2 separate regions of the Homo sapiens genome follow, and region 2 is linked to region 1. Evidence: chromatin loops called from intact Hi-C (ENCODE). Cell type or tissue: dorsolateral prefrontal cortex. All regions are shown on one strand. Links, peaks and the distances in the headings refer to the core of each region. The heading gives the core; the rest is flanking DNA. Region 1 overlaps WDFY2 (WD repeat and FYVE domain containing 2). Region 2 overlaps DHRS12 (dehydrogenase/reductase 12).

Region 1 (15,559 bases), core at 2,849-10,848:
AAACTTGTTGTGCAGTATAGATGTGGGTTATTAGGATTACTGTAGTGGTATGGCTATAAAATATTATAATAGATTTTCTATGGTAGTCCCTTTGTAAATCAAACCCTTATATACTGAGAACAATAAGAATTTTTTCCACTTAAGATGTGCACAAAGCCTGCAAACACTTAAGAATGTCAGAAATACTCATTTTTTACATTATTAAAAATATTATATTCTGAAAAGAACATAAAATAGCTTCTCATTTGTTGGAATCTGACATTTTTCTTATTGAGATTATCAGTTTGTTCTAATGAAGTGCTACACTTAAGAGCTTTCAGGGAAGTTTCTCTCATACATTTGTTTCAGGAGAATACTTTCTTATTTGTCATATGACTCTTCTTAGTAAGACATTTTTTAAGATCAAAAAGTAGGGGGAACCCCAAACTCTACTATTCTGGATTATGCTTCCTAGCGTCTTCCTAAACCTGCACCCCATGCTGCTGGTATACACTCCTGCTCATGTAAGAATAAACATGGCTTCCCCAAGTGCATATGTGGTTAGCCACTGCATGTAGCCCAGCCCTCACCCCCGACCACCAACATTCCCCACAACAGCAACCAAACACAGTGATGGATGCAGACAGGCCGCTCACTGTGTTGTCTGTTAAAATGTATTGTCTGCTGAATGAAGGAGCAGATGAATGCAAACATAAAGATAATTTTCTCCACTTCACACAAGTTCTTGCTTAAAGGTCACCTCCTCAGAAACATCTTCCTTGACTACACTCATCACTCTCCTGATTATTCTTTTTTTTTTTTTTTTTTTTTTTTTTTTTTTAAATTCATTGTCTCCTGCCCCAGTAGAATAGAAGCTCTAGGAGGGCGGGAACTGTGGCTTGTTCACCACGGGATCACCAAAACCTAGAATTCTGCCTGGCTTACCCACAGCAAACACTCAATAAGCCTGGACAAATGGGCAAATGATTGAATGAAGGAGTAAGAATATGAAAGAAATGCCCTTGGCTTTGTTCTTGGCAGATTAAACAGGCATATGACATCTATTAATGGGTTAATATTAGATTAAATGGGTTAATTAGATTAAATGAGTTAAGATTAAATGGGTTAATATATATAAGCACACAAAACAGTACCTAGCGCATGGGAAGCATGTGCCTGGCTGACTACTATTGTTAATGTGATGCCTGCATCTGTTCGACTACTCACATCTTTAGGTCATGGCATACCCATCTCAAGGACAATCTCTGAGATGGTCTCACTTGACTGACTAAGCCACTCCAACTGGGGGGCTAGATAAGAGAAAGGTGGCAAGTGTTTGATTTCCCCTATATAACACGTGAAATGGGTAGCTTAGGTTCTTTAAGGCATCATTATCAGATTTAATAATGGTGGGCACTGGTAAAAAGAATGATTAGAAAGGCTTACTTGACTCAGTTAAAAAGACTTAATTGGAAGGGTTGTTCATTCTGTCAGAATCAACATGGAAATATTGAAATAGGGCTTACCATGACCCAGGTGACAGATACCTTTAGACTTCCCTGACCGATATATACCTACACATCTAAGAACACTACACCATGGGGCCGGGTGCGGTAGCTCACGCCTGTAATCCCAGCACTTTGGGAGGCCAAGGCGGGCTGATCACGAGGTCAGGAGTTTGAGACCAGCCTGGCCAATATGATGAAACCCCATCTCTACTAAAAATACAAAAATTAGCTGGGCGTGGTGGCGCGCACCTGTAGTTCCAGCTACTTGGGAGGCTGAGGCAGAAGAATCGCTTGAACCCAGGAGGCAGGGGTTGCAGTGAGCAGAGATCACGCCACTGCACTCCAGCCTGGGCAACAGAGTGAGACTCCGTCTCCAAACAAAACAAAACAAAAAACACTGCACCATGAGGAGCCAGCTCTCTGCCTTCTTTGTTGGTGACTATGGGATGAGGATGGTTTATGGGGATAGAAGAGAAAGTTTGGATATGGTATTATAAGTGTACAGGCTCTGGAACCAGAATCTAGTCTTAAATCCCAGCCCTATCTTTATTAGGTATAGGACCTTGGACAAGTTACTTAACGTTTCTGTGCCTCAGAAGTCTCATCTGTAAAACAGGGATGATAATAGTACCTAACCCACAGTATTGTTGAGATTAATTGGGTTAATATATATAAACACACACAACAGTGCCTAGCACATGGGAAGCACCACTCAACAAATGTCAGCTATGATTACAGTACAGGAGACCTCATCTATACAATCTCTGTGACAGTGTCCTTTGTTGAGTCAGCCTTAAGGCCAGTCAGCTTATTCTATGCTATCCCAGCCATCATGAGATCAATTAAGGTCTTAAAAACAAGACCAATCTCTAGCTTTGCCACATTATATCAGGCCAGAAGGGGTCAGGGCTAGGAAGGGGAGTTCTTGGCAACACAGAGAGTTAGGAAGGCAAATAGATAAACTGGTTAAAGCAAGTCAGGGTATATTCATCAGACACTCCCAGGGCCCAAAGTGGAAGAGATAGAAGGAAAAGCTGCAAGACAAGAAAAAGTTTAGGATGGTGTAGGGAGTAAATAACTCTGGGGTCCCATGCCTGCTCTATATAAATGTCCTAACAATGAGGTCATTTGAAAGTTGGCCTATAAATGATAAATCACAGCATTCATTTCAAATCAGTTCAACAAGCATGTATTGAGCCTCTTCTATGTGGAGGAACTGTGCTAGGCTCAGCAGATACAATGAAATAAGACTTACATTCTACCTACCAAAAATGTACAATGATAAGATGATGGATTACTTTTGAGAACAGAAGAGCATGCACGTTATGTTTGGTCGAGCCATTCTCTTACGGGATATGTGACTGCTTCCCCTGTCTGGAGTGCCTGTCCTGCCTTTTATCACCCAAGTAACTTTTTCTCCCTCCAGGAAGCCTTCCCAACACCTTCAATCCAGGTGAAGTTCCAGTCTCTGTGCATATCTCTATTGCTACACAGACCCCACTATATTGAACTTGGTTGGATTATAAGTCTGTCCCCACCGCAGACTTTGGGTTATGTATCTTTGTATTCCAGCACAGCACACAGTGACTGGTATGCAGGAGGTGCTCAGTAGATGTTTACTCAACTGATCTGCTGCATTGAGTGGCAGAGAGAAATAGGAGGACAATAAGCAAGAGGCATCCAGGACAGCCTGGGATGGCGGCTGGTGGGAAGGCTGTGCAAGACATCAGGATCAGAGATGCAGTGGGGAGAGCTGCTGATGGAAACGGCCTCTCCCTTCTGAGGGAATTTTTCCTGCATCTCTCTGCACACAGGGCTTCCTGATGAACTGTATAGTTCTTTCTCCTAACACTTCTGGCAGCAGAGGAAGTCAACCACCTTCAGCTACCCTGCATTCCAGGCAGTGCAGACACATATCTCATACCCCAACCCACACTGGGGGCAGAGCCCAGGGCTTCAATGCTTGTGGTTTTCCAGTGTTTCTATTTTAAATGACAAAAAGCATTTCTTCCATTTCATTTGACTTCATTTCAAGTTAATCCATCTTTCTGGTCCCTTTCAGTGTTTCATTTTATGCTTCTCCCTTCCTTTGACCTCCCTAATATGACCTACAGAATAATTTTTAAATAAAAATGGTTTAATTCTTACAAATAAAGTTTTCTAGTTATTCTTTAGTGGGCACAGGTCTTCTATTAAGGATGATGAAGAAGTTCTGGAAATGGATAGAGGCAATGGCTGTACAACACTGTGAATGTACTTTATGTCATTGACTTGTGCATTACTTGTACACTTAGAAGGTTGAAACGGTAAAGTTCAGGTTACACGTATTTTATCAAAATAAAAAAATCGCCAAAATATTTTTAAAATAAAAGTTTTCATAATTATACAATGTATACTACTATATACTCTCATAAATATAACTGTTAGTGGTTGGCTAATATCTCCCACGTATGTATCTTATTTCAACTATTTTTAGATTTTTCTCAACTTTTAAGTATGAATTTTTCTAAGATGAATATTTTTACACATACAATTTTGTTCAGGTTTCCAATTAGTTAGAAGAGAATCCCAAATGTAGAAATGAATCAGAGAGTATAAAGATTTTTAGAAATTTAATATATATTACCAAAATGCTTAGGGAACTAATTTTTTTTTGAGACTTTTACCACATACCTTGCAAAAGTGAATGACCACGTGGAGTGTTACAAAATCAGGGTTGGAAACTGCTGGGTCTGCCTTTCCCAGAGTGTGATCTGGTAACTTAGCAGAGGGAGTGTCACACCACACCCTCAAGGGTAATATGTGCAGGCCAACATGAGGCTAAAGGAGACTAAGAGCCTGTTGAATAAAATATCTGACCTTTTGATTGCTGCATTTTGCTCTAGAGTGAAGTGACAAGGGTTTTTGTCAAGCTAAAGGCCCTCCATCTCTAGAGTATACCTTCTTCCTGAGATCCATAACTCTTCACCCAGCTGTCTCTTTGCTGCCACCCCAGGGAAGTGTTCAGTTCAAGCACAGTGCTATTGTCTCCTAGACCTGCTCTCCCAGCAGTACTCCAGGTTTCAGGAAATGCCATCACCAGCCAATACATGCTCTAGACAGAAGCCTTGGGAGTCACTGCTACTCCATGCAGTTACCAAATGCGGCTGACCCCTGTTCTCCAAACAGATCTTAAATCTCCTCCACTTGTCTCCACACACACTGCTGTCCCCCAGTCCAAACAAAGTCAGCTTTCCAAGGGACTCCAGCAGTAGCCTCCTAAACAGTCTCCCTCCATCCATTCTGTTCCCAGTCAATCTACCACCTACTGCTGCCACAGTGGCTTATTAAAATGCAAACCATGTCACTACTCTGTTTAAACTTCATCACTGGTTTCCCGCCAACCTGAGAATAATGCCTGAAGCTCCTACCACTACTTGTAAGGTCACTTGCCTTTGTGTGGTTGCTAACATTTTCCCACTCTAGGCTGCTGTTCTGCAGGTCTGGAATGTTCCCACCACCTACATAACTCCTTTTTCTCCTTAAGGTGCTATTTAAACACCACTTCTGGCTGGGCACAGTGGCTCACGCCTGTAATCCCAGCACTTTGGGAGGCTGAAGTGGGCGGATCACCTGAAGTCAGGAGTTCAAGACCAGCCTGACCAACATAGTGAAACCCTATCTTTACTAAAAATAAAAAAACTTTGATGGGTGTGGTGGCGTGCACCTGTAATCCCAGCTACTCAGGAGGCTGAGGCAGGAGAATTGCTTGAGCCCAAGAGATGGAGGTTGCAGTGAGCTGAGATCGTGCCACTACACTCCAGCCTGGGTGACAGAGCAAGACTCTGTCTCAAAACAAAAACAAAAACACACTTATTTGGGAAGCCTCCCTTTAATTATCCGCAAGAGGAGTGGACCTTTTATTATTTGCTTCCAAAGAAGCCTCTGTGCACATCAGGGCTCCACGGCACCTGCTACTCATAATGTTTGGATGAATTCTCTGTAACTACTGGTCTAATGCATGCATTCCATGCTGGCTGGAAGATGGATAAGGGCAAAGATTATGCTTGTTTTATTCACCCACATTTCCTGGCACCATCATATACATAGAGAGCGGATGACTGACTATGGATGACAATTCACATCTCTTGACCTGCACTTTATATAAACTGGATCTGTGTGAGTCTCCACTGTAAACAAAAATTGAAGTTCTAAACTATATGAACTTGCATCTTTACACTGAACTGTGACTTTCTTAGTTTGTTTAGTTATTCTTGTTATAGTTACACTGTTTCCTTCAATGAGTCCCCTAACAGCTCATGAACAAGTCTGTATTTAATTATTCATTAATTAGTATGCTTTGGCAGATTTACATTCAAGCCCTCCTGTTTCAAATATGTTCATGCTAATAAAATAATTTCTTAGAAATAAAAGAAAAAAGACTGTATTAACACTATTAATTTCCAGTGGTCAAAATATGATTTTTGGCCACGTACGGTGGCTCATGCCTGTAATCCCAACACTTTGGGAGGCCGAGGCAGGTAGTTCATTTGAGGTCAGGAGCCTGGCCAACATGGTAAAACCCTGCCTCTACTAAAAATACAAAAATTAGTCGGCCATGGTGGCGGGCACCTGTGGTCCCAGCTACTAGGGAGGCTGAGGCAGGAGAATTGCTTGAACCTGGGAAATGGAGGTTGCAGTGAGCCAAGATCATGCCACTGCACTCCAGCCTGGACGACAGAGCGAGATTCTGTCTCAAAAAAACAAAAAAAAAATTCTCCTCTGTTCAAGTTACTTTACGACTTTTTCATAGAAATACATTCTACTTTCTGCAGAAATAGCAAAGAACTATGATATCCGGCATTTAGCTCCAGAAAGAAAACCAGTAGAGGGAGCATAAGAACATAAAACTAGTTTCCTAAATCCCTAGGGATTAGAAAAATGTTATGCTTTGGCCTTTGGACATGACTACTAGGTCGATTCCCTCATTAACCCACATTTTTGTATGACCTTCTGTACTGTAAGAGAGAATGATGGGGTGAAGGGCTACGACTCTGGACACATACTGAAGACCTGTCTGCTTCTGAGTTTGGATTTGGAGTGATGGGACCTGCAAAGCTGCCCTTTAATGGAACTGGGTTAACTTTAGGGTGTTCATTTTGTCCTTACAAAAATCTCTTTCCCAGAACTGAGACTTGCTGTGTTTGGGACCTCCCAGGGCCCAGAACGAGCCTACTACTTAGGAAGAGCTCAACAATATGTCTAAATCACCATGGACTCTCTTAAAGGTCCTCACTCTAGCTTTACAGGAATGAGTTGTGTTGTAGCCACATTAGTGATGGGCAGATACTACTGTTTAGGAACAATAATAAGGTAACCATCTAACCTGCTACATTTGCCTTCCTGTTAGTTAGTGACCTTCCTAGGCCATTTCCTGTTTTTCTCAAATATATTTCTTGATAAAAATAAAGTGAAAATGCTTTAAACTCTTTAAGAAAGATAAGACACAATGCCAAGGTCATATTTCGTATCAGAACAAGCCTGCAAAACACGGGACCTTTGAACCATATGTGGCTGACAAGAGTGCTTAGAAGGTGCTACTGTCTCTTTTCTGACCTGGAGGCAACAATACAAAACTCACAGAGCTCCTATCAGCCACCATACAGTGAGTGGGTGAGTGCCTGATTACTTTAGAGTCAAGAAGTCAGGCTGAAAGCCACCTCTGCCTAAAGCAAACCTGGGAACCATCAGGTCCATCACCAGGCCTGCGGAATGCACCTCTGAATCCTACCTTGAATCCATCCATTCCTTGTTTTCCCACTGTCACAGTCCCATCTCAAGGGACAGTTCCCTACTAGCTTTCCAATTCCACTCTCTACTGCCAGACAACCTTTTAAAATCCAATCAGGTTACCTTCTTTGCTTCAAACTCTTTAATGGTCTCTCAGTGACCACTGGATATGCCCAGCATGGTCTCAGTGATGGGAAGTGACTCTTGCTTTCTGGCTGCCCCTCCACCTTGACCTCCCCTCTCCTTCCCTCATACCCAGTGTTCCTGCCAAAAAAGAGTGACTGGCAGTTCTCTAGAGAGCCATGCTCTCACACATCTCCTTGCCTTGAACACGCTGGTTTTCTCTGCCTGAGATACTCTTCTCAGTTGTTTTCCATGAACTCAATACTTACACATCCCCAAAGAGCTGAGGTCAGGCAGACTCCTGAGGAGGCCGTCACTAACTGCCTCCACTTCCTTGGAGTGGGCTGCCCTTCTGTGTTCCCAGAAGCGCAAGGTGCTTGCTCCCCACCAGCCCTTGCCACGATGCACTAGAACTGTGCTTTAGCTTTTGTCTCTCTCACTGGGTTGTGAAGAATTTGAGGACAATGACAATTTTACTCTGGGACTGGGAGGAATGGCTGAGATGACAAGGGACAGCACAGAGCGTAAAGAGAAGGGGATCCAGGGAAGATCCTGGGAAACCGCAGACCACAGTGGAGCCTGAGAAAGCCAGCAGCGTCATAGAAGAAAAGCCAAAGGAAGGCCGTTACAGCCAGAAGGAATGGCCACAATGTAAAATGCTGCTGAAAAGTTAAGTACGACAAGGTTTACAACGTGTCCCAGCAGGCCACTGGTCACCTCGGGGACAGCAGTTTCAGTGGCGTAATAACGACAAACCAGATTGCAGGGAGCTGGAAGGCAAATTGGAAGTGAAAAATATGAAGCAGCTGGGAAAATTATATTCTTTTAAGAAACACGATTGTTTGCTACAACTTGGATGAACCTTGAGGGCATTATGCTGAGTGAAATAAGCCAGTCACAAAAGGACAAATACTGCATGATTCCACTCCTATGAGTCACCTAGACTAGTCAAATTCATAGAAACAGAAAGCAGAGTAACAGTTTCCAGGGACTGGGGGGCCGAGGGGGAGGATGGGGAGTTAATGTCCAAGGGAACAGAGTTTCAGTTTCACAAGATGGAAAAGGTTCTGTGATGGATGGTGATGACTGCACAACAGTGTGAATGTAGTTAATGTCATTGAACAGCACATTTAAAAATGGTTAAAATGGTAAACTTTATGTTTTATACATTTTACCACAATTTTTTAAAAAGAAGCATTGCTATTAAGAGAATAAGAAGGAACTTGCTATAAGACATGGGATTGAGAGGGTGTTGCTTTGTTTTTCTACCAGAGGCAAAAAACATAAGCATATTAATAAATTGAGAAGAATGAGTTAGTCAAAAGAGAGATCAAGGCAATCCATTTTGGCGTGGAGACCCTGCAAATAGACTGGGGCCAGAGGAAAGCAGCTCTCCTGCACTGAGAAGAGAAGAATGGGCTGGAGGAAGACTGCTCTCCTGCACTGAGAAGAGAAGAATGGGCTGGAGGAAGGCAGCTCTCCTGCACTGAGAAGAGGAGAAGTGGGGAGAGAAAAAGTTTGTTTGTTGGGGTGAGGGGGATATACAGTGGGCAAGAAATATGTGGTTTTTTTTTTTTTTTTAAAGCTTCTATTTGATAGCTTTTGAAGGAAGAGGCAAGGAATGAGATGGCGATGGGGGCTTGGGAAGGATGGTGAAGGTCTCTGTTTAGGGGCCTGGGAGAAGGAGTGAACTGAGGACAGGGAGAGGGATTATTAGGCAACTTCATGAGTCTGCACAGGAAATCGTGAGTGTGCAATGGTAATGATGGTCTAAGCCTCAAGGCAGCGTGACTACTGTAGACCCAGCAGCTGGCTGCACAAGAAGAAAAGGTGGAGAGTTAGTCTGAATCAGACAGGCTTGCCAAGAAGGCAGAACATTTACATTCACAGAACTGAGAACGCTGAGAAGCCGTGGGTGAAGCGATGCACCACTGGGAGGAAAGGTGATGCAGGGGAAGAGACGCTGGGAAAATGGAAGGACCGCGGGCTAGAATGCGCCACAAGGGGAAACAGTAAGTGGAATGAAGAAAGGTGTAGGGAATTGGAGGATGAGGAGGCTGAAGTCTGCAGTGACGCACAGAAGTTTAAGACTTCTGAGGTGGGACAGTTCTGGGTCCCCCCCAGAACCCCAGGCCCAGTCTTGGCCAAAGTGTAGGTGAGGGTGTAAGCGGCTAAAAAAGAAATTCAGTCAGGGAAGACCAGGGTCCTATCCATAGGGGATATTTCCATGTGTTCTTCCTCCCAAAGGCATAAATAATTAAGATGATCTTTTATGAATCTTCTTCCTTGGATTCAATTTTTTCCTTACTATATGTTTCTTATTCTAGCATTCCATTTTTTCCCTTTAGGAAGCCCCTTATGAACCAGGTACTATCCAATTTTACATCCTCTTTCCCCTACTTTTTTTCTTATATGACATCTAAACTCAGTATTCTCCTGTTTTACACAAAATCATGGGTTTGTAGCTGGTAGAAAACGGAAAAGCCCTTTAAGAACCATGAAAACTGGCGATGACTCATTTTCTAGGGTCGATAAGTTCTAGAGTCAATAGTACACGTTAAAACTACTAGTAAAAAATTAATCATTATCATCTATCAAGTCTTTCAAAGGCTAAGCATGAATATTTTATATTACCTTGCTTAAGTGACCCTGAGCAAAGCAAAAACATAAAGGGGACCTTAGGTTTTAACCTGAAAAGGATATGAAGGAAGGAAAGTTGGAGAGGAACTTGACCTTTTTCACAAAGTCTAGCTACTCATGAAGAGTATATCTGTCTTTTCATGTGACTTGGAAGTGGGAATCTTTCTTGTACACCATCTTCTAACTCCAGGAAGGGCAAGGTCAGACCGAGGCAGCTGTCTTTTTGGCCTTCTGGGGTTTGAGCCGTCCGAGGCCACATGGTCTCAAACAATGCCTCATTAATGTATGCCAACACTGGCTTTCTCTGGTGCAGTATGACAGAGAACCAAATTATCAACATTTTCAAAATAGATTGGTTTCTCTTTTGTTTGGATTATACAGAAAAACGTTTGATGTTATATCTTACTGAACCATTTTGAAATGAGTTAAGCATATCATGTGTATCTTTGCACAAGCATGGATTGTACTTTGCCACTTTCAAAACATATCTGAACATCAGGAGATGCAGCAGGCGATATCTCACTGTGCTATCAGCACATGACGATTTTACTGTTAATCCTACCTGTGTGTCCTCTGAATGTTGTGACCAGGGTGCAGTTTTCTTGCTCCAGTTTGAGGATTGTTACTTGGCCTGAGTGGTCACCGATAAACACATGCCGGGTTTCAACATCAAATCTGTCATGAAAGCATTAAGGATTGTTTCTCAAAATTAAATGAGGGAATTTACAATGAAAAAACAGGGCATAAATGTAACAAGAAATACGCAAATCCCATCTGAGGAAAATGTGAAGACAGTGCTGAAAGACACAAAAGTGAACTTAACTAAATGAAGGACATACTGTATTATTGGACAGTAAGACTTAAAACTTAAAGATGTCACTTCTTGCTCCTAAATTAATAAAATAAATCTATATATTTAAAAAATATCAACACATGTTGTTTTCTATAGCCAGAAGTGTTCATATGGAAAAATAAATAAGCAAAAAGAGCCAAGAATACTCTGAAAATAAGAACAATATGGTATGTGATAGGGAGGTTAGCCCTACCAGATATTAAAAAATGTTATAAAGTTTCTTTAATTAAAAGTGTAGTATTGGTGCATAAATAGACTAACAGAACAGAATACAAAGTCGAGAAATAAACCCAAAAGCACAATGAAATTTAGTAAATGTCTGATGAAGGTAGCTTTTCAAATGAATAAGGAAAAGATGAATTTAAAAAAATGATGTTGGCACAAACTGGATAGCCATTTGGAAAAAGAAAATAGAATCTGTATTTCACAATGTATACTGGGACAGATTCCAAATGAATTAGGGATCTAAATGTAGAAAATGAAAACATAAGCTTTAGATAGGAAAGTTTCTTTGTAACCTTGGAGTGGGAAAAGCTATGACTCAAAAACACAACAAATATTATGAGCAAAGCCAAAAGATAAACTGGAAAAAAATATTTGCAATTTATGTCACAAAGGGCCCAAATCTCTAATATAAAAAGAGCAATCAAGAAGAAAAGGATCCCAAACCTAATAGAAAAATGGGCAAAATTTGAATGGAACTATTAATAGATAGTTCAAGAAGAAATCAAAATGGTGCTGTGAAAAAAGAGTTAACACAGCAGCTCTGACTGTGATCCTCTGAAAGTCGGCTTACGAAGTTGGCATAGTGTCTGGGAATTTGGATTTTGGGAAGGTTCCCACCATTAACTGATAAGAGTGGCTCACTGTGCCTTAACTGTTCAAATAATGTGGCTTACACTGAATACCTGCTTTCCTTCTGGGAATCTGGAATTTTGGAATGTCCCAGGTAGATCTGCCTACGTGACCAGTAAAAGCCCTAGGCATGGAGTCTCTAACAAGCTTCTCTGGTTGACAAAGCCTAGCAACCCTATTTCTAAAGATCCACCCAGAGACACACAGGCAAAAATACAGAATGACACATGCCCAAGGCTAGTCACTCCATGTTATTTTAATAGCTAAAGTTTGAAAATAACCCAAACGTCTATCAATAAGGGACTTACTGAATTAACTATGCTACATCCACACAATAGAATATTATGCAGCTGGGGTAAAAATGGAGATCTTTATACACAGACACCAGGATATATTATCAAGTGTGTGTGGAGGGGGCAGCCAACGCATATGAGAGTTTATAAGCTATACTACCTTTGTGTAAGAAACAGAGAGAAATACAAATGTGTATGTATGTGTGTGCATGTGCATGTATGCACTCATATTTAGAAAGGGAAGCACTAGAGGGATTAAGATCTAACAAAAGTGGCAAGGTCAGGGGACAGTGATGGCAGTGAGACTTCTCCCTTGTCATAGTTCCTATTTTAGAATTTTGTAAAATCTTTACATATTAAAAGGTACAAAAATTTGTGGCCAGGCACAGTGGCTCATGCCTGTAATCCCAGCACTTTGGGAGGCCAAGGAGGGAGGATCACTTGAGCCTGGGCAACAAAGTGAGACCTCATCTCTACAAAAACTAAAATAATTAGTTGAGCATGGTGGCACATGCCTGTGGTTCCAGCTACATGGGAGGCTGACACAGGAGGATTGCTTGAGTCCAGGAAATTGAAGCTGCAGTGAGCCATGTTCAAGCCGCTGCACTCCAGCCTGGGTGACACAGTGAGACCCTGTCTTAAAAAAAAAAAAAAAATTGTGTATATATAGATATATACACACACACACACATATGTATATACATACACATATATATCTCAAAAAATCCCCCAAATTGAAAACAAAGTAAAATGAATGAACCTATCAAATTGGTGACATAATCACATAATTAGAACAATTTCGAGTGCCTTTAAAACACAACATTTTCAATGTTTCAATGTCTCACTTTGTTGCCCAGGCTGGTCTCAAACTCCTAGGCTCAAGTGATCCTTCCACCTTGGCCTCCCAAAATGCTGGGATTACAGGTGTGAGCCACCATGCCTGAGCAAAAATTTTATGTATTTTTAATATGTAAAAATATTACAGGATTCCAAATGGGAACTATGACAAGGGGGAAGTCTCGCCCCCATCACTGGTAGAATATATTCTAAGGACAAAGAGAGTTGCAAAGAAATCTAAAATCTCATTCAGTAGTCTTATTGTTATTTAGTATTGCTCATTATTTTGGAACCATTTAAATAAACCGTAGGATAAACCAAATGAGGAACTATGCCAATGTTTTAACAACCAAGATTTTCAGCCGAAGATAAAAGAATCAAGTGCAAAAACCAAAAAGTAAAAATCCCATAATGTTAAATTTGAATAAGAAATATTATATGAACTTATGATTTATTCTCTTTTAAAAAATACACACACATTTATATATACTTCTTAGCTATCTCTGAATATTGTTCCTCACTAAAAAAATGGCTGATTCCAGGATTGGGACAGGAAAAGTACAAGATGAACTTGAGACATGTTGAGTCAGAAGGCAAGGAAGCTACTGAAGGCTAAGTGGGCTTATTTCAGACACAGTGATAAGGGATGAACTGGTAGAGCACAGAGGCTATTTAGAGCAGTGAAACTATTCCATATGATGCTACAATGGCAGATACATGTCTTTATATACTTGTCCAAATCCATAGAATGTACAACACCAAGAGTGAACCCTAAACTATGGACTTCAGGTGATAGTGACGTGCCAATGTAGGTTCACTGATTGTTAACAAGCATACCACTCTGGCGGGGGATGCTGGTAATGGGGAGGCCATGCATGTGGAGGTCATGAGGTGCACAGGCAATCTCTATACTTTCTGCTCAATTTTGCTGTGCACCTAAAATTGCTCTAAAAAATAATCTTTAAAAAATAAAAATTGGGCTGGGTGCGATGGCTCACGCCTGTAATCCCAGCACTCTGGGAGGCCGAGGCGGTCGGATCACGAGGTCAGGAGTTCGAGACCAGCCTGGCCAACATAGTGAAACCCTGTCTCTACTAAAAATACAAAAAATTAGCTGGGCGCGGTGGTCAGTGCCTGTAATTTCAGCTACCCGGGAGGCTGAGGCAGGAGAATCGCTTGAATCCAGGAGGCAGAGGTTGCAGTGAGCTGAGATAGTGCCATTGCACTCCAGCCTGGATGGCAAGAGTGAAACGCCATCTCAAAAAAAAAAAAAAAAAAAAAAAGTTAAAAAAGACATTGGAGCCCATTTAATGGAGCTATTACTGGCCAAAAATAGGATAATTTGAACATAAAATAAAAAGATGGCAGTTTATTGATATATACTGAACATATTATTATTTAAAAACAACCAACCAACCTAAGATTTCATAATAGTGCTCAAAAAGAAAAAAAAAAGATTCCTATTAAAGGTGAGCAGGGCACCAAATCTGTACTCTGAAAATTAGGAACTAAAAAGACAGATATAAGAATTTATCTTGCTTTTCCTATAATAATTGTATTTCAGGGTAACCAAATAGCCCTAGCTAATGAGGCAGGGGAAGTTATCCTTTAGGATTCCAACAAATACATGGGAAAAATATGATAGGATTAGAAAATCACCATTTAGCAACCTTAACGAAAAAGTGTTCAGGCAAAGCTCAGCAACGGATGAAACTATTAAAAGGCTGGTATGGAGGACGGCGCTGCAGGGATCTGGCTGTCACCACCCGAACTGCCAATCAATCTCAGCATAACTGAAAGGGCGACAATCCAATGCCATGTGCCTTATAATGGGAAGCTCTATGAAGCACACTTGGTGAGAACCAAATGCTCTCACTAAAAGGCTGAATCTGAATGAAATCAAGATTATAGGGGCAGTTTTTCAGTTTACTGAAAATATGTGAGGAGAGTAGGTAAAGGAGCAAGTTAAATGACATCAATTTAGAATATGGGACTGTGTGCAGGAGAACTGATTCAGTACCTTCAACAAGGCGGTGGCATTAAAAAAAAGTGAAGGGGGCACTGCTCTGGATGAAGAAAGATTTAGAAGACGTGACAACCACATGCAATGTGTGGATCTTGTCTAGATCGAATTTCAAACAAATCCACTGCACAAAAGCCATTTTCAAAATAAGCAGTGAAATCTGAAATTCAACAATATCAAGGAGATCAAAGAGTGATTGTTAATTTTTAGATGTAACAATAGCATTGTGATTACTGAAAAAGTAACCCATATATTTTCAATGAAGTATATAAGGATAAAATGATATAAGGTCTAGAATTTGCTTTAAAATACTCCAGCAAAAATTGAGAGAAAGCAAAAAGGGATAGAAGAATCAACAGTGGATGTGAATGACTGGCATTAAGTATGATAGGAAGAAATTGACATAATCTTAACAGCTTTTCAGAACTCTTTACCTGAACAGAAATAAATCTAAGAGATTACATTAGGTGGGAAACATTCCACTACACAGGGTGACATTGTGGAAATATCTCTGACATGAACAAAATCCTAAAATAGAATATTTGAATTATTTTTGTGAAAACAGGAAAAATATTATCAAAACATGGTCAAATAACAAGACACTGACAAATGACGCTGGATAAAGTATTCACAAATTTAAAGACTAACAAGTGAAGTGGGGAAGGAACACATTTCTATT
Region 2 (15,559 bases), core at 1,725-9,724, 66 kb before region 1:
TGAGCCCTGTCCCACAGTTTTTAGGGGAATACAGTGGCAGCCTCTTTCTTTCAAAGGGGTGTCCTCTGGCAATGACCATTAATTGCTGGATCTTTCCACATTACACAGCATGAAAGCTTAAGTCAGTTTCCAACCAGGGGTGGGCCCCAAGGAAAGCAGACTGTAAAAATTTCTCCCAGGACTCTTTCGCTCTGATTTCCCCACCTTGAGGGAAGGTAGAAGTGAGGCCAAGGGGCCCAATCCACCACAGATTGGTGGGGGAAGGGAGGGGAGGGGAAGGCAGTTGGCAAAGTTAGATGGGTTTTCCTGCTGTTGTGGATTTAGTGAATAGGAGAGAAAAACAACAACCTTGTTTTGACTTCAGTGTGAGAGCGCGGAGTTAGAGTTTACAACGTTTCTCTTGGCACAAGGATTTTTATAAAGCCTCCCTATATTGGGCTCCTAAGGCAGGAGGATCTAATCACTGTTTCCTAAACTTTGCTGAACCTAATAATTCCCTGGGGCAGTTTTAAACAGACTCCTAAACCCTGGGCAAGTGTGGATGGGTCCTAAGCAAATTTCATATTTGGGTAAATTGAGGGTGTGGGGAGACACAGATACCTGCCAGCTTCCTCCTCCCCATCCCTGTCACCTCAGCTTCAGGAAACAGTAAGTACAAATGTCCTCTCAGCTTGAGTCAAAATCACTGGCAAGGCACATGAAACCACAGGTTGCCAAGCAATCACTTCTGAGTCAGTAGGCAGGGCATTTCCAACAGGTTTCCAGATGATGCTGATGCAGCTTGTCTGGGGACTGCCCTTTGGCACCGAGGCTGGGTGTTGAAGAAGATCACCTACCTTCTGGTGACCTTGGGAAAGTCGTGTGTGTGTGTGTGTGTGTGTGTGTGTGTGTGTGTGTGTGTGTGTGTGAAAAATAGAGACTGATATCTAGAGACTGATTTCTAGAGTGAAAATAAAATGCTTCCCCAATAAGGGGCAGAGTACATAAAAGACAAGTCTTATTAACAACAGATCGGACCAGGATGGAATTCTTGTATGGAAGGCAAGATCCAAGGCAGAGGACAGAGGGCGGGGACATGTCCTGCAGGCCAGGCTGGTACTGCCCGCTTGGCAGCACTCCCAGTCTGGAGTTTGAGGAAGAGGTTCAACCCAGAGGAGCCAGCCTCAGCAAACATTCGTCTCTAATACGGATCAGTGTGGAGCCCAGAGGCTAATGTCCCCTCTGACTGGGTATCACAGAGAAAAGCCTGTCAGCTTCCTGCCCCTGGAGAAGGGCTCTTCAGGCCTGTTCCCTGTGGACTGCTTTTTTTCTGGCTCTATTGTATTTGGGAAGTTCTCACTCATTCCCCACAATGCCTCCTCCTAGCTAAGCCCCTATTCATTGACTCAGGCCCTTGCCTCTACCGGAAAAGCCTTTCACAGAGATTCCAGGGCTCACGTCTGTGTTTAGGGGGAAAAAAATCTTCCAGTTTCCTCTTTGTAGTTTAAAATGCTCTCAAAGTCCCTACTGATTTGAAGGCTTGGGGGCCAAATGAGCTCAAGTGTGAACATGGACGGTACTGTCATTATTAATAGTGATAATAATAATGTCACCTGGGTGCGGTGGCTTATGCCTGTAATCCCAGCATTTTGGGAAGCCAAGGTGGGTGGATCACCTGAGGTCAGGTGTTCGAGACCAGCATGGCCAACATGGTGAAAACCCATCTCTACTAAAAAATACAAAAATTAGCCGGGTGTGGTGACGGGCGCTTATAACCCCAGCTACTCAGGAGGCTGAGACAGGAGAATCACTTGAACCCGGGAGGCGGAGGTTGCAGTGAGCCGAGATCGCGCCACTGCACTCCATCCTGGGCGACAGGGTGGGACTCTGTCTCAAAAAATAATAATGTCAGCTGCTAATTATTGAGCTCCTAATATGTTCCAAGTGCTGTCATAAGTGCCTTAGATGCGGCATCTCATTTAGGCTGCCCAAGAGGTATCTCTTATTATTCCCTTTCTGCAGATGAGGAGATAAGAGCTCAGAAAGGTTAAATCAACACACAAGATGGCACAGCTAGTAAGAGGCTGAGCTGTGACTTAAACCCAGGTTGTTCAAGCCCTTGTTACTGATATTTTTAAGTTTCAAGTCAACCTTTTTGGGAAGGCTTTGGAATAAGAAGTCTTGCTTGCCACTCACAGCAGAAGCAATGGGTAGGGTGTTCTCTAAGCTGCCCTGCATGTTCTGGTGAGTTACAGATGGTGAAAACAGGAACATTTTTCTTGTTCTCTTAAGAACATCTGGCTTGACTGAAACAAGTGGCAATGCCTGCCCCGTGGCAATGACTTTCAAACCAAACCCAAGCTCATAAACATCCTTTGGCCACTTCCCCGAGTTCCAGAGCATGTAACTGGCAGTTGTGCTGTACCAGGGCATGGGGCAGGAGGCCAGCTGTTGGCTACCCTTTTGTAAACAGGTCCTGTGGGAGGGCTCTCAGCATCTGTGGAGCCTTGAGATCAGAGTCCCATCCTGCATTGCCCAGGAGAAATCTCTCGGCTCCGTAGGTGAGAGATGTAAGCTCTGAGACCCCAGCCTGCCTGTGCGTGGGCAGAGTCTGCCCTCTGGGCCTCCACCTGCCAACCCCACCATTCTGCCACCACTGCCCTTAGCCAATTTCATAGCCAGGAAATACTAGAAGAGTAAAGGTAGAGAGGTATCGCAAAAGGAATGGGAAAAAGAAACAGTTAAAGAACTCACAATTGCATCTATCCAATATGATGCCTTTGTGCAAATCAGAAAAAATACCTCTTCTGCAATATGCTTTTCTGCCACCTGCCAGAACATTATCATAATGCAGATACAAATATCCCATCATTCTGATCCGAATGGCACTCCCTAGAGCTGTGCAGTGCACACCTTGTGTCCCTGAAGGAGCCTTGGCTTCCTCTGATGGGTGCAGAGCTTAAATAACTCTACCATCCTCCTCCTTTATTCCCTACTTGCAAATCTCCCCCGTTTCTCCAAGTAGGCAAGGATATCTGTCCTGCAATGCAATAAGCACAATGCAAATGGTCTCCTAAGCTTCCTGAAACCTGCCCCCCACAAAAGGGAAAAGAGCAATTCATCTGTCAAGGGATTTTTTTTCTTTTTGCCACTCCCCAGGATCGGGGCAGTCAGAGGAAGACAATTTGGATGCCAAAATGTTGGAATCTCCAATATTTTCAAAAGTTTGGAAAGATCATGGTCCAGGAAATGCAGGCCCCGAGATAGTGGTGTTTGTGAGAGCAGGGAGGGCAAGGGAGAAAGGAGTTTCGTGATGTGTTGGGAGAGGCGGAGACAGCAATAATGCCCATCCTAGAATTAGGCTTTCTCCTGCAGGGGTTTGTGTTCCCCACTCCTTACAGCTGGTCTTCCTGTGGGTCTCCTCTTTCTAGGAGTGGCTATGAATCTGCATGTAAAGACTTTGTCCCTCATGACTTGGAGGTCCAGATTCCTGGAAGAGTCTTTTTGGTCACTGGAGGAAACAGCGGCATTGGCAAAGCAACTGCCCTTGAAATCGCCAAGCGAGGTAAGCAGCTGCTAACACGTGTGTCCACTGAGCCCCACGGCCAGACTGCGGCCGGTCCACACTGAGGAGGGCACCCTGTGTCACAGGCAGGCCAGGAAGTCCTGGACGGCGATCCCATGGTTCTGGGCACAGCTGCCAGCTTTCTGAGTTTTGAGCTCCAGGTGGCTAGAGCAACAGGAGCCCTTTCCTCAACACTTAATTAATTCTCAGGCGAGCTTGGGGTCCTGCCCACGTGTCCCAGTGTTTTCTGATTAAGAACAGCGAGGGGCTCAAGCAAACCCTGGACATCAGAATCCCCAGTGGAATTTAATTAAAAAAACAAAAACAAAAACATGAACACCTGGTCTCTAACTCATGTCTTCTCAATGAGACTCTCCTGGGGTGAGAGACAAGGGGAGGGGGAGCCTCAAAGTCCACTGCAATTTGGATGTGGATGGTAGTTATGAACCAAGGCCCCCAAAATACCTGGAGAGAGGAGTGCATTGAACTAAACTTCCTCCTTGCTGGGGTCCAGCCTCCAGGGCTAGAGCAGCCTCCCGCTTCCCTCCCCTAAGCTTGACTATAAAGAGGTGCTTCAGGTGCACTGTAAAGTCTTCAGTCAGCAGAAGTCTTCCTCATGGTAAATGCCAGAATTTCCTGCATGAGCTCAACGATCCTGGGTCACCAAATGGCTCTGCAGTGGCTAGAAAAGTTTGCTGCATCTCTCCAGAGCCTCTTCAGGAAAAATGGATGTTCCAGCAGAAGGTGGGGAACTAGGTTGTGAATTTATCACTTTTTAAGATGCTGAAGATGTTTTCTTTTTTCCTCTCTCTAAATCCAAGTTAGGCATTTTTCAGGGGACTATTATATCATTTGAAGCTTTATTTAATTATCTGCCAAGTCAGGGAGAGGATTAATTGCATCTTAGCAGCTGGGAAGCACTCTGAAGTGCGGAGAGGAGGAGAGAAGAGGGGCTAGTGTTGTGGTTAGCCTGTAGCCTCCCATGAAACACCCCATTTAATCAAGTGGGTGATTTTTAGTAAAGAAAGCAGACTCCATAACGATTCGTTCTTAGCTGCCACGGCGAAGGCATTCTGCTTTAAATTGACCTTGATTGATGATGGTGTGGCATTTGCTGGGATAATATGAGGGCTGCTGATGGACTCAACATTCAGTCAATACTTGAGTCTCTACTACATGCTAGGCAAGTGGCTGTCTACTTTGGCTGAACATTACATCACCAGGGGAGCTTGTAAAACATACCCAGTCCTGGGCCTATCGCCTAGATCTTTAAAAGCTCCCTACATGAGTCTAAAGTGCAGCCAGGTTTAACACATCTGGGTCAGCTACTATGCTAGATGCTAGGGAGGCATATGTGACCCAGATCAATGTTTCTTATCCTTGATGTGTTCAGGCCCTCAAAAAATCAGGATGTTATTCCAGACGCACTGTCAGCACAGGTAGGCAATAAGGTTCCAGCACCTCCCTCACCATCGCCCTTGCTGCTCTTAACTCTGGGAACCACCCATCTAGGCTTAACAGAAGAGTGTCAACTGTGAGCCCATATGTCTTCATTTTTCATTAGGAAGAGCTGGTTTCTGTAGCTCTCGCTGTAACTCACAGATGGTTTCATTGAATTCCACCAGGTGGCACAGTTCACCTGGTTTGTCGAGATCAAGCCCCAGCAGAAGATGCCAGGGGTGAGATCATCCGGGAGAGCGGTAACCAGGTGAGCAGCTCCTCACCCCTCCTGCTGGGTTTCCTTGCCTCCATGGTCAGCTGTGAGGAGGCTGGACTCCTACCCGCTTTCCCTGGGTTGAAGAGGGCCTGTGTTTGTGCTTCTGCTTTGGAAGCAGCCTCGGCCAGCAGGGAGCTGGGCCCTGCTTTTGAATGGCTAGGTTTGACAAGGGGATAAGTGGGGGCACTGAGGCTTGACCGCATGGTCCTGAGCTGCCTGTGAAACCAGCAGAGGCCAGCAGGCAGAGGCCCATTACACTGGACAGTGATACTTCCAGTCTCCTCACCTCAGAGGGAGCCCACATCAGCAACACACAGCAAGGGTCACCCGGGTGCCACGGAGCCATGCATTGACCCGATGTGCTCTAATAAAGAGAAACACCGGCAGCATTTGGGTCTTGATGAGAGCTACTTTCTGACACGAGCCTTCAGAGCTGCCTCACATTTTGTGGTCTTTCTGTTCTGAAAGAGCTGGAACCAGGATTGGCTACATAATTAGTGGGGCTCGGTGCAAAATGAAAATGCAAGACCCTTGTGTAAAAGTTATTTAGAATTTCTACACAACAAAGGCAGGACATTAAACCAAGCTTGAGGCCTTTCCAGTCGCAGGGCGTGTGCAGCTGTATAGATCATATTCCCATGATCCATCGTGTAGCCATAAGGCTGCCCTGAATGGAAAACCCTGACCCCCAAAAGGACCCTCAGTCATGGCTGCTCGCTCACTGTCACTAAAGAACATCCTCATTCCATTCCTACCTCTTCTCTAGGAGACCCCACAATTGGAGGGCCTGTAGGAGGGAAGCTGGGGAGGGACAGACAGTACCCACCCTCAGGCATGGACCCTGGTCAAAGAGAAGAATGCCCCTCTCTAGGATGGAATATTTTGCATCAACTTTGAAATAACATTTTCACACCAAGTGTCTGTTCCTTTCCCTTTCTCATGGAAATCCCCAGTCTCATGCCATCAGGTGCCTTACAGAGGCTTAGTGCTGGCGGCAAGTGTGAGGGTCTCTAAATCTTCCTCTAATGTCTGCAAGTGCCGCTGCGATCTGCGGGCTGCAGTTCTCGAGATTGAAAGCTGGCTGTCTGCCTGCTGATAACTTTCGGTGGTGCTGCTGCAGGATGCAACAAGAATACTAATCTCAGGCCACGGACAGGAGGAGGTTTGCCTGGATTCCAGCCTGCTGTGGTGTGGGCCACAGGCTTTAAAAAGTATATTTAAATGAAAAATGATGATAATATGGATCTGTTTGGCTTATATCTAATTCCACCATGTTTAGGAGGGGTAGAGAGCTGAAAAGGGGAGCAAGCATGTTCCTGCACTGGGGAGAAAGCAAGCCCTTGCCTACTGCCCCCCTCACCTCCATACAGATACACTTGACGGGATTTGAATGCACACACAGGACATTCACTGCTCTCTCGGGTTTATAAGTGGCCTCCAGCACTCAGAGGTGGAGCGTCCAGGATGAGGGTACCTGTCTGCTTATGCCAGTGTCTGTGGTTTCCCTGACTCAGTGTCTCCTCCAGGCTCTGCCAGGGATCAGCTGTCCCTCCCTGCTTATGAAGAGGCCCCACTCCACAGCTTCATCTGGTCTACCTTTGGTAGGCAGCCCACACACAAAAGCGTGGTATGAAGGAGGGAGTTGGGCTCTGATACGAGTCCTGGTTTTGCACTTTCTGGCCTGTGAGCTTGGGCAAAGTTCTTAGCTTCCCTGAACATTCATTTCCTCATTAAAAAATAGGGGTAACTTGACTTTATTAGTTTTTTAACATGTATTTAAGGGTGAACCGTATGCCAAACAGCTGGAGACACAGTGATTGGGACAGACACAGCCCCAGACAGTCTTGTGCAGGATACAAGTGATTAACAGTTTCCTTGAAGTGTGTGTGCCTGCCCTGGGCCTGGCCGCCATGCTCTGTATCATAGTGGGGGTGGGTTGGGGGACAAATAGTATGAACCCCAAGGTATGTGTTTCTTCAGCTCCTACAACCAGACAGCTTTTGGCTGGGTTTGGCCAATGGCAGTTACTAGAGGAAGATTGCTAGGTGAAAGGAAGGGGGGAATTGAGATATTGGCTTCCCTGGTGATGGCGAATCTCCTCTCTGGTTCTTCCTTCTGGTTCCTGGGCTCAGGCCACACTGCATTCTCCCTTTGTTCCTTGAGCCTAGGGCTGGTGGTAGTTTCCTGTTGTTACTAATCTCTGGGTTACTTCACCAATCCTGGTTGAGTTCTCACCTTCCTTAATCACCTGGGAAATCAATCCCTGCGTTCAGTTCCCTCTGTTGAAAGAGGTGTCTGTTAGATGTTACTGAAATAACATGATAAGGGCTACAAGATGGGAAGCTCAGGGTATCCTAAGAACAAACAGCTCTCAATCAATAGAAGTAGCTACTATTATTATTGTTGGTATTATCATTATTGTTTATACTAATATTATTACCACTCCCAACCTTACATTCTCTGCTTCAAGTGTGTTCTGTTTAATCAGTGCTTAGGCCCTGCTCAGTGGGAGGTGGAAGCCTGCAAGCCCCCAGTAGCAGAAAAGATGTGTGGTAGAGCTGTGAGGGCAGTGGAGCAGCTGGTCCTGCGTGCATGGTTGGGTGAACATCAAAGAAAGAAGGTCCCTTGGGCAGGAGGGTCTGGGTGAGGTGTGCGGCAGGCCAGCTGAGCCAGGGAGCACAGGCACCAGGTAAGGCTCAAGGTCACGTGGGGATCTCAGCTGCTTGTACACGCTGGCTTGGTAAGATCAGGTGTTTGGCCATATAGAGAGGTGAATATCATGCTGAGGTGATCTTTCAGAGAGGTTATGTGTGGCTTAAGCTTGGGGAAAGGAGTACTGGTTACTGTAGAGCAGACTGCTGGCTCACCAGTCCACTGGACACGATGCTCCCAAAGGGCCTAGGGGAGAAACAGGGTGTACCTTTTTCCCCAGGCTTCTGGTTGCAGTTCAGCCCCACCTTAGTACCTGGCTCCAGACTTTCGTCTAGCAGTTATCTCCATGGGTAACATTAAAAAAAAAAAAAACTTCTATTTTATGTATTATTTTTTGAGATAGGCTCTCGGGATTTTTGAGATAGGCTATTTTTGAGATAGGCTTTCACAGTTGGGATTTGTCTGATGTCTTTCTGATGATTACACTGGAGTTATGGGTTTTAGAGGGAAAGATCACAGAGGGACAGGTGCCTGGGCAACATTTTTCAGTCCTGCAGGCCTCCTGATGTGGCTGGAAGGTTCTGTGAAAGCACTTATGTCTTATGGGTGATTGACTCCACCAACATCACACACCATGATAAAAAACGGGTTTCGACTCTCCAGCTCTTCCAGGCCAATGTGGATTTCTAGCTTCTTGAGAATGGTTGATTTAGCTTCCCAAGACCTCAGTGGTTTTATGAAATACCGCCTCATTTCTCCAGAATGATTTCTACTTAACAAAACACCTCCATGCACTGTTTACCGTGCTCATTGTGGGAACTGCTCTGATGGGGGGATCAGTCCCCATGATGTCACCTCATGACTCCTGGGTCACACAGCCGCTATAGATGGTGGCTTGTCTGCAGAAAGGGTCCCAGTTGAGTTTTGTTTTGTTCAATTTCAGTAACCATGCTTGTATCACAGTGGGGCCCAGTGGCTCCTAAGGTGAGCCTTCTCATTGTGTGGCTCCGCAGATTGGGACTTTTACACACATGCACCTGTTTCCAGTTCCTTCTCCTGGCCACAGCAGACTGCCAGCCTCTCCTTCTGGGTGCTTTGTGGCCTCCTGTTTTGCCTCAGAGGGACACAGATGATTTCCTTCCTCTTTTCTTGGTGCTTCATGTCACCAGCTCCGTGGCTGATTTGTCTAGGACAGTGATTCTCTCTTCCCTGCTATTGCCTCCTTTTCACTCTGAGACATCTCAGGCGCTTCCAGGAAGCTCAGATAACTTGTGGAACGTTTAAAGCAGAATTGCTTTTAGTTCACTTGAGTTTTGTTGCTGTTTTAACCTGGATTTTGTATACATGTTACACAGCGCTTTCTGGTAGGAGGGAGTTTTAGGGTGGTGGCAGACAAGGCCTCAAAATGGAAGGATTAGGTGTCTAGACTCAGTTTGCAGTCATTGGTACAGGCTCCTGGCTGACTCAGATATGACTCAGCAGCCTTGTTCGCTCTGGCTGGGTGAGGGCCTTCACAGACATTTTAAAAGAGAATAGCTCTGTACAGACAACATTTTTCCTATCCTTTGAAGGCAGAGGAATATTCAGTTGGGCCAGGCTTAAGCTGAATATGGTGTTCAACCTGACTAGACTTTCTGAGTCATGAAAATGTGGAGTTGCTTTGTCTCATTTGTCTCAGGTGAGAAAACAATATGTTTTAAGATGAGTAGAAATAAATTCGACTACAGCTTTGAGTTTTATAGCTTGATTAATGGGGAAACTCAGGCAGGGCACGGAACTTCTCTGCTTTGTCAAAGGAGTTGTGGCTCTTGCTCAGATCCTCGTCTGTAGGTTCAATACTTAGGTGCCCTCTGCCTTGGGTTAGTGATAAGTCACGTATGTCCACTGATGCTCAGAGAGGATGCCGTTGCATTCATTGGATGCTAAGAATGCAAGTTTGGACTTAGGTACTGGGTACAGAGAAAAAGGTTTAAACAGCCAAGATCCATTAGTCGACTACCATGCCTATGACTGTGTGTAATACCATAAGGAGAAACGGCACATTAGACAGGGTCCCTTACTCATGGAGTTCTAAGCCTGCTGGGGAGGTGGCTGTGTCCAGTGATAACCATGATACAAGGCAGAGATTGAAAAGTGTCATGAGCAAGGACTAAGGGTCACAGCAGAAGTTGTCATCTTATTTATGATGTGCCTGAGATACTGTCTGAAGAGCAAACTTTTGACCAAAAAAAAAAAAAGATCAGCAGCAGGAAACCCTGACATATCCATGCAAAGGTAAATTATGTAGTCATTAAAACGAATAGGGTGGATTCATATGTAACAAAATCATCTCCAAGACCTCTTGTAAGTCCTACAACTCAATAGCAAAACAAACAAACAACGACGTAACTTATAACCGGATTTGAAAATGGTCTAAAGACTTGAATAGACATTTCTCCAAAGAAGATACACAAATGGCCAACACAAGCTGGGCACGGTGGCTCATGCCCGTAATCCCAGAACTTTGGGAGGCCAAGGCAGACAGATCACTTGAGGTCAGGAGTTCAAGACCAGCCTGGCCAACATGATGAAACACCGTCTCTCCTAAAAATATAAAAATTAGCTGAGCATGGTGGCATGCACCTCTAGTCCCAGCTACTTGGGAGGCTGAGGCAGGAGAATCACTTGAACCTGGGAGGCGGAGGTTGCAGTGAGCCAAAATCATGCCACTGCACTCTAGCCTGGGCGACAGAGTGCAGTGGCACTCTTTTTCTCAAGAAAAAACAAACAAAAAACAAATGGCCAACACATATATGAAAAAATACTTTCAATGTCAGTAGTCGTCAGGGAAATGCAAATCAAAACTAGAGTGAAATATCACCTCACACCTCTCAGGATGCTATTGCTAAAAAAACAAAAAACAAAAAATGTTTGTTAGGTTATGGAGAAATTGGAACCCTTGCACACCATTTGTGGAAATGCAAAATGGTGCAGCCTCTATGGAAAACAGTATGGAGGTTCCTCAAAAAATTCAAAATAGAGCTACCATCTGACCCAGCAATTGCACTTCTGGGTACTTATCCAAGGGAATTGAAATCAGGATCCTGAAGAGCCATTAGCACCTTCACGTCCATTGCAGCATTATTCACAATAGCCAAGATGTGGAAACAACTTAAATGTCCATCGACAGAAGAATGGACAAAGAAAATGTGGTACATACCTACACACATTGGAATATCATTCAGCCTTAAAAGGAAAGAAATCCTGCAACGACATGGATGAACCTGGAGGAGCTAACCCAAGTTCAATAAGCCAGGCACAGAAAGACAAAGACTATTCGATTTCACTTATGTGAGGTAGCCATAGTACTCAGAATTCATAGAACCAAAGAGTGGAATGGTGGTTGTCAGGGGCTGGGGGAAAGGAGAAATGTGGAGTTACTATCAAAGGGCACAAAGTTTCAGTTAGGCAAGGTGAATAAACTCTAGAGGTGCACTGTACAACATTGTACCTAGTCAGCATGCTGGAAATTTTGTTAAGAGGGTAGATCTCATATTAAGTATCCTTATCACAATAAAATAAAAAAGTAAAAACTGTTTTTACCACCAAAAACTAAAAGACATATTGTTAAGTGAAAAACACGGATGTAGAACAATGCATAGTCTGATCCTATTTGTGTGGTGTATGTATATATAAAATATATATCTTAAAATATATGTATTGTATATATAGTATATGCTTAAAATATTTCTGGATGATTCACAAAAAACTGAACAATGGTTTATTTTTGAGGAGTGGGACTGGTATTTTCCGTTTTATATCATTTCAAAGTATTTGCTTTTTAAAAACCGTATACTTTTTTAAAATTAAAAGTGCTAGTTTATATCTTTTTAAAAAGGGTTTTTTTTTTTTTTGCTTTCTAATTTAGAACATTTTTCTGCACATTGTGGACTTGTCTGATCCCAAGCAAATCTGGAAATTTGTTGAAAATTTCAAGCAGGAACATAAACTCCATGTTCTGGTGAGCTTTGTAAACATAAGTGGAGAATAAATTCATGTTGGCCCATTGTTTCCGTCTGTGGATGTGGACGGATATGTATGTTTGCCTGTCTTTATGGAAGAATCTTAGTAAGACTCTCTTATGCTTGGGCCTGTTCATGGAATCAAGTTTACTCATTGGATTTAAGAGGAGACGCATGTGGTTAGATTAGTGGGGAAAGGAAGGGGCCATCCACTGGGTAGGTGTTGTGGGAGGATAGATATGTTCCATGTTTTATAAAATGATGATTTGTATATAAATTTTTCTCAATTCTGTAGATTTGGGGATTGGTGTGTTGAAATTAGAAGCTCTTTTTGTCCAAAAGAATACCTCCTGCAGACAGGCAAATCTTTTAGTAACATAATTAGCACAAAACTCCATGGAGAGCCTGGGTAGACTCAGATAGAAAGAGTCCCAGTGTGCTCTTCCCAGATACTCTACTTGGAGCTAAGTTGCTTTTCTATCCGAAGAGTTTCTGATGTGCTCTGAAACGTTGTTCCAGAGTCTGGAATTGTGCTGTCCAGTGTGGCTGTGAAGCATTTGAAATGTAGCTAGTCCAAACTGAGATGTGGTGTAAGTGTATAAATTAGCAGGTTTCAAGGCCTGAAAAAAATTATCTATGCCATCTCATTAATATTCTATATTGATTACATGTTAAAATGATGCTATTTTGGATATATTTGGTTAAATATATTATTAAATTAATTTTACCAGTTTCTTACTACCTTTTTAATGTGGCTACTAGAAATCTTAAGATTAGATATTTCTATTGGACCGTTCTGGACTAGATGAATTTCCAGAGCACTCTCTCATGAATTAGGTTGCCTGGCCAAGCTGTCTCACTTGGCGATCTTTGCACAGTTCTGTGGCTGAATCCTCTGCACAAGTGGTATTTTCCTGCAAAGGGTTTGGAGTAAAGAATCAGTTGAGCAAATTGTCATTGTCACTTGAAAGTTGAAAAAGAGCTGGGGGTGGGGTAGTGGAGGTGTGGGGATGGAAATAGGTCTTTTGGCCCTATTTTTCTTTATTTTGAAATGAGAACTATAAATTTTAGATCAATAATGCAGGTTGCATGGTCAATAAAAGAGAGCTCACAGAAGATGGACTTGAAAAAAACTTTGCTGCCAATACTCTGGGTAAGTACAAGAAGTTTTCTTATTTGTTTTTAGCAAAATAAACATAGAATGTACCATAGAAGGGTAAAAAAAAATTGACCAACTTTTTTGGTTCTTGGTCCTGGGCCTGATGACGTTTGCTTTAAGTTTATTCTGAATTGTACTTATTTTTCTTCATAAAACACTTTCTCTTTTCATGTTTCTTATAATAGGTGTTGGTGCCAGAAATACTTAGTATTGAAGTGTTTTTTTTCCTAGGAAGCGCTAGGCTGTTTATAGACATTGTTTTGAAGAGGAGAGCAAGTTCAGCTTAAGTGTTGAGTGCAAGTCTAAAAACTGCAACCAAAGGAACTTCCAGCCAGGGCTGAGGAAGGTGCAACCAGTGGGCAAGAAGATGGACCAAGAAGCGCATTGGCTAGAGCACAGATACCTGGGCTCTGGTTGCTACTCTGTAATAGCAGAGTGAAGTCATTTTATATCAGGCCAGTGGCTCTCCAAGTGGGGTTCCCAGACCAGCAGCCTCAGCATCACCTGGGAACTTGATAGACATGCACATTCTTAGATTCCCCACCCAGATCTACAGAATCTGAAACTCTGGAATGAGGCCAAGAGTTAAATCCAGTTTGACAGGCCTTCTGGATGATTCTGGTGCACACTAAAGATTGAGAGCTAATGTACTATGCTTTTAGTCTCCTTGGAGTTTCTCCTTCTCAATCCAAGGGGCCTTTCAACTTTGAGATGCAGTGAATCCAACACTCTTCCCAGGACCTATCCTACTTCCTTGTAGTGAGGGGGGTGTTTTAATTAAGTATTGTTCTAGGTCACAAGATGGATGGCAGGGGTTTTGGTGGTTGTTGGAGTCATTGAGGGTGTCCAATATATAGCAACCCTATTCCCAACCAAGAACTGAACAAATTGAGTAAGCCGATGGAATAACAGTTGGAAGCCAACATATCACTGTTGTTACTGATAAGGCTGGTTGAAGGGCATGGCTCAGTGCAAGAGCCAAATGGGTTTCCTCATATGGAACCCAAGAATTAGAAGCATTCACCTACCTGGTCACCGGGGACTCCCCTTCTCTTCTTCCCCAGAAAGAGGAGAAGGGGAGGAGCAGAACTGAGCAAGCCCCGCTGATTGTCCCCAAATTTACTAAATTTACTATTTTTTTTTTTGAGACAGGATCTTGTTCTGTTGCCCTGGCTAGAGTGCAGTGACGTGATCATGGCTCACTGCAGCCTCAAACTCCTGGGCTCAAGCAATCCTTTCACCTCACGCTCCCAAGTAGCTAGGACTACGGCATGTACCACCATGCCTGACTAATTTTTTTTAATTAAAAATTTTTTGTTGTTGTTGAGGTGGGGGTCTCACTATGTTGCCCAGGCTAGTCTCAAACTCTTGGCCTCTAGCAATCCTCCTGCCTCAGCCTCCCAAAGTATTGGGATTACAGGTGTGAGTCACTGCGCCCAGGCTAAATTTACTGTGGAAACGTGCTCCATCTCCCTGGCAGATGGAAGAAGGTCCAAGGGAGAAAGAACTCACCCTAATTGCACTCTCTTCTCAAGGAAAGAAAGGCTAGGAGTGGGAAGATGCCTTCTCCCCAGTGATGAGGTTGCATTTTTCAAAACAAATATACCTGGAAGCTTGTATGAAATGGCACAGGTTTAGTACAAAATATTTTCATCACTGACTTTGTTCCAAATATGTTATCTTTGCTGAAATGACCAAAAGTACCAAAATGTGGGGTCATGCTAGAGTTTGGCTCATAACTCGATGGGACAGCTGAGACTCCCAGAGTGCCGCAGCTGGCCCCGAGGCACTGTTCCGCAGGACTGGTTACATAATTTGCAGAGTCCAGCACCAAATGGAAATGCGAGGCTCCATGTTAAAAAATTATTAAGGATTTCAATGCAGCGACCACAGAGCATTAAACCAGGTGCAGGGTCCTTCCAAGTACTGGGCTTTGTGTGACCTCACAGGATGAAGCCAGCTCTTGCTCACCCATCCACCCACCATCTGACAAAATTCTGCTAAGTGTTCGCTGCGGCCGGGCCACGAGTGAGAGTTGCATATATATGTATATTATATATAATTATATATATAAGTATATATTATATATAATTATATATTTTTATATATATTTATATATTATATATAATTATATATTTATATATTATATATAATTATATATTATATGTTTATATAATTTATAATATATAAATTATATATAAATATATATTAATATATTATAAATTATATATAATTTATATAATTATATATAAAAATATATAATATAATTATATGTATATATGTTTTATATAAATTATATATTTATATATATTTATACTTTTTAATATAATATATATACTTATATTTAATTTAGTGCTATAATGGAGGTAGTCCTACATCACAGATGAGGAAACTGAGGTTGAGAGAGATTGTTTCACTTGCCCAAGGTCAAGTGAAGGAGCCAGAATGTGAACCTCGGTCTGACTTCCTCCACGACCCACGCTCAT

What was found. Peaks named below come from ENCODE experiments on the same cell type or tissue, not always from the same donor. Only the 100,000 strongest peaks of a DNase experiment are listed, where the experiment ranks them.
Region 2: it touches region 1 in a loop (2.3-fold over the local background); 12 of 110 quality-filtered maps call a loop at or near these places.

Annotation. Positions count from the first base shown.
Region 1 is chr13:51,722,813-51,738,371 of GRCh38, reverse strand. WDFY2 (WD repeat and FYVE domain containing 2) reads right to left here. Exons shown (of 12, transcript NM_052950.4): 6 at 10,582-10,694. All of the region lies in intron 1 of LOC124903177 (a long non-coding RNA gene), which reads left to right. Among named protein-coding and RNA genes, the nearest start is that of DHRS12, 74 kb to the left of the region's middle. In dorsolateral prefrontal cortex, for the core only: CTCF peaks have their summits at 6,142 and 6,345 (motif pointing right); a DNase peak (open chromatin) is centred at 10,251; H3K4me3 peaks cover 568 bases; H3K27ac peaks cover 4,493 bases.
Region 2 is chr13:51,787,519-51,803,077 of GRCh38, reverse strand. It overlaps DHRS12 (dehydrogenase/reductase 12), which reads left to right. Exons shown (of 9, transcript NM_001377533.1): 2 at 3,411-3,544; 3 at 11,821-11,913; 4 at 12,986-13,067. The coding sequence starts at 3,419. Among named protein-coding and RNA genes, the nearest start is that of DHRS12, 8.9 kb to the left of the region's middle. RefSeq lists enhancers at 550-599, 5,347-5,426, 5,497-6,025, 8,931-9,290. In dorsolateral prefrontal cortex, for the core only: a CTCF peak has its summit at 5,181 (motif pointing right); no DNase peak of the experiment used is centred there; H3K27ac peaks cover 1,885 bases.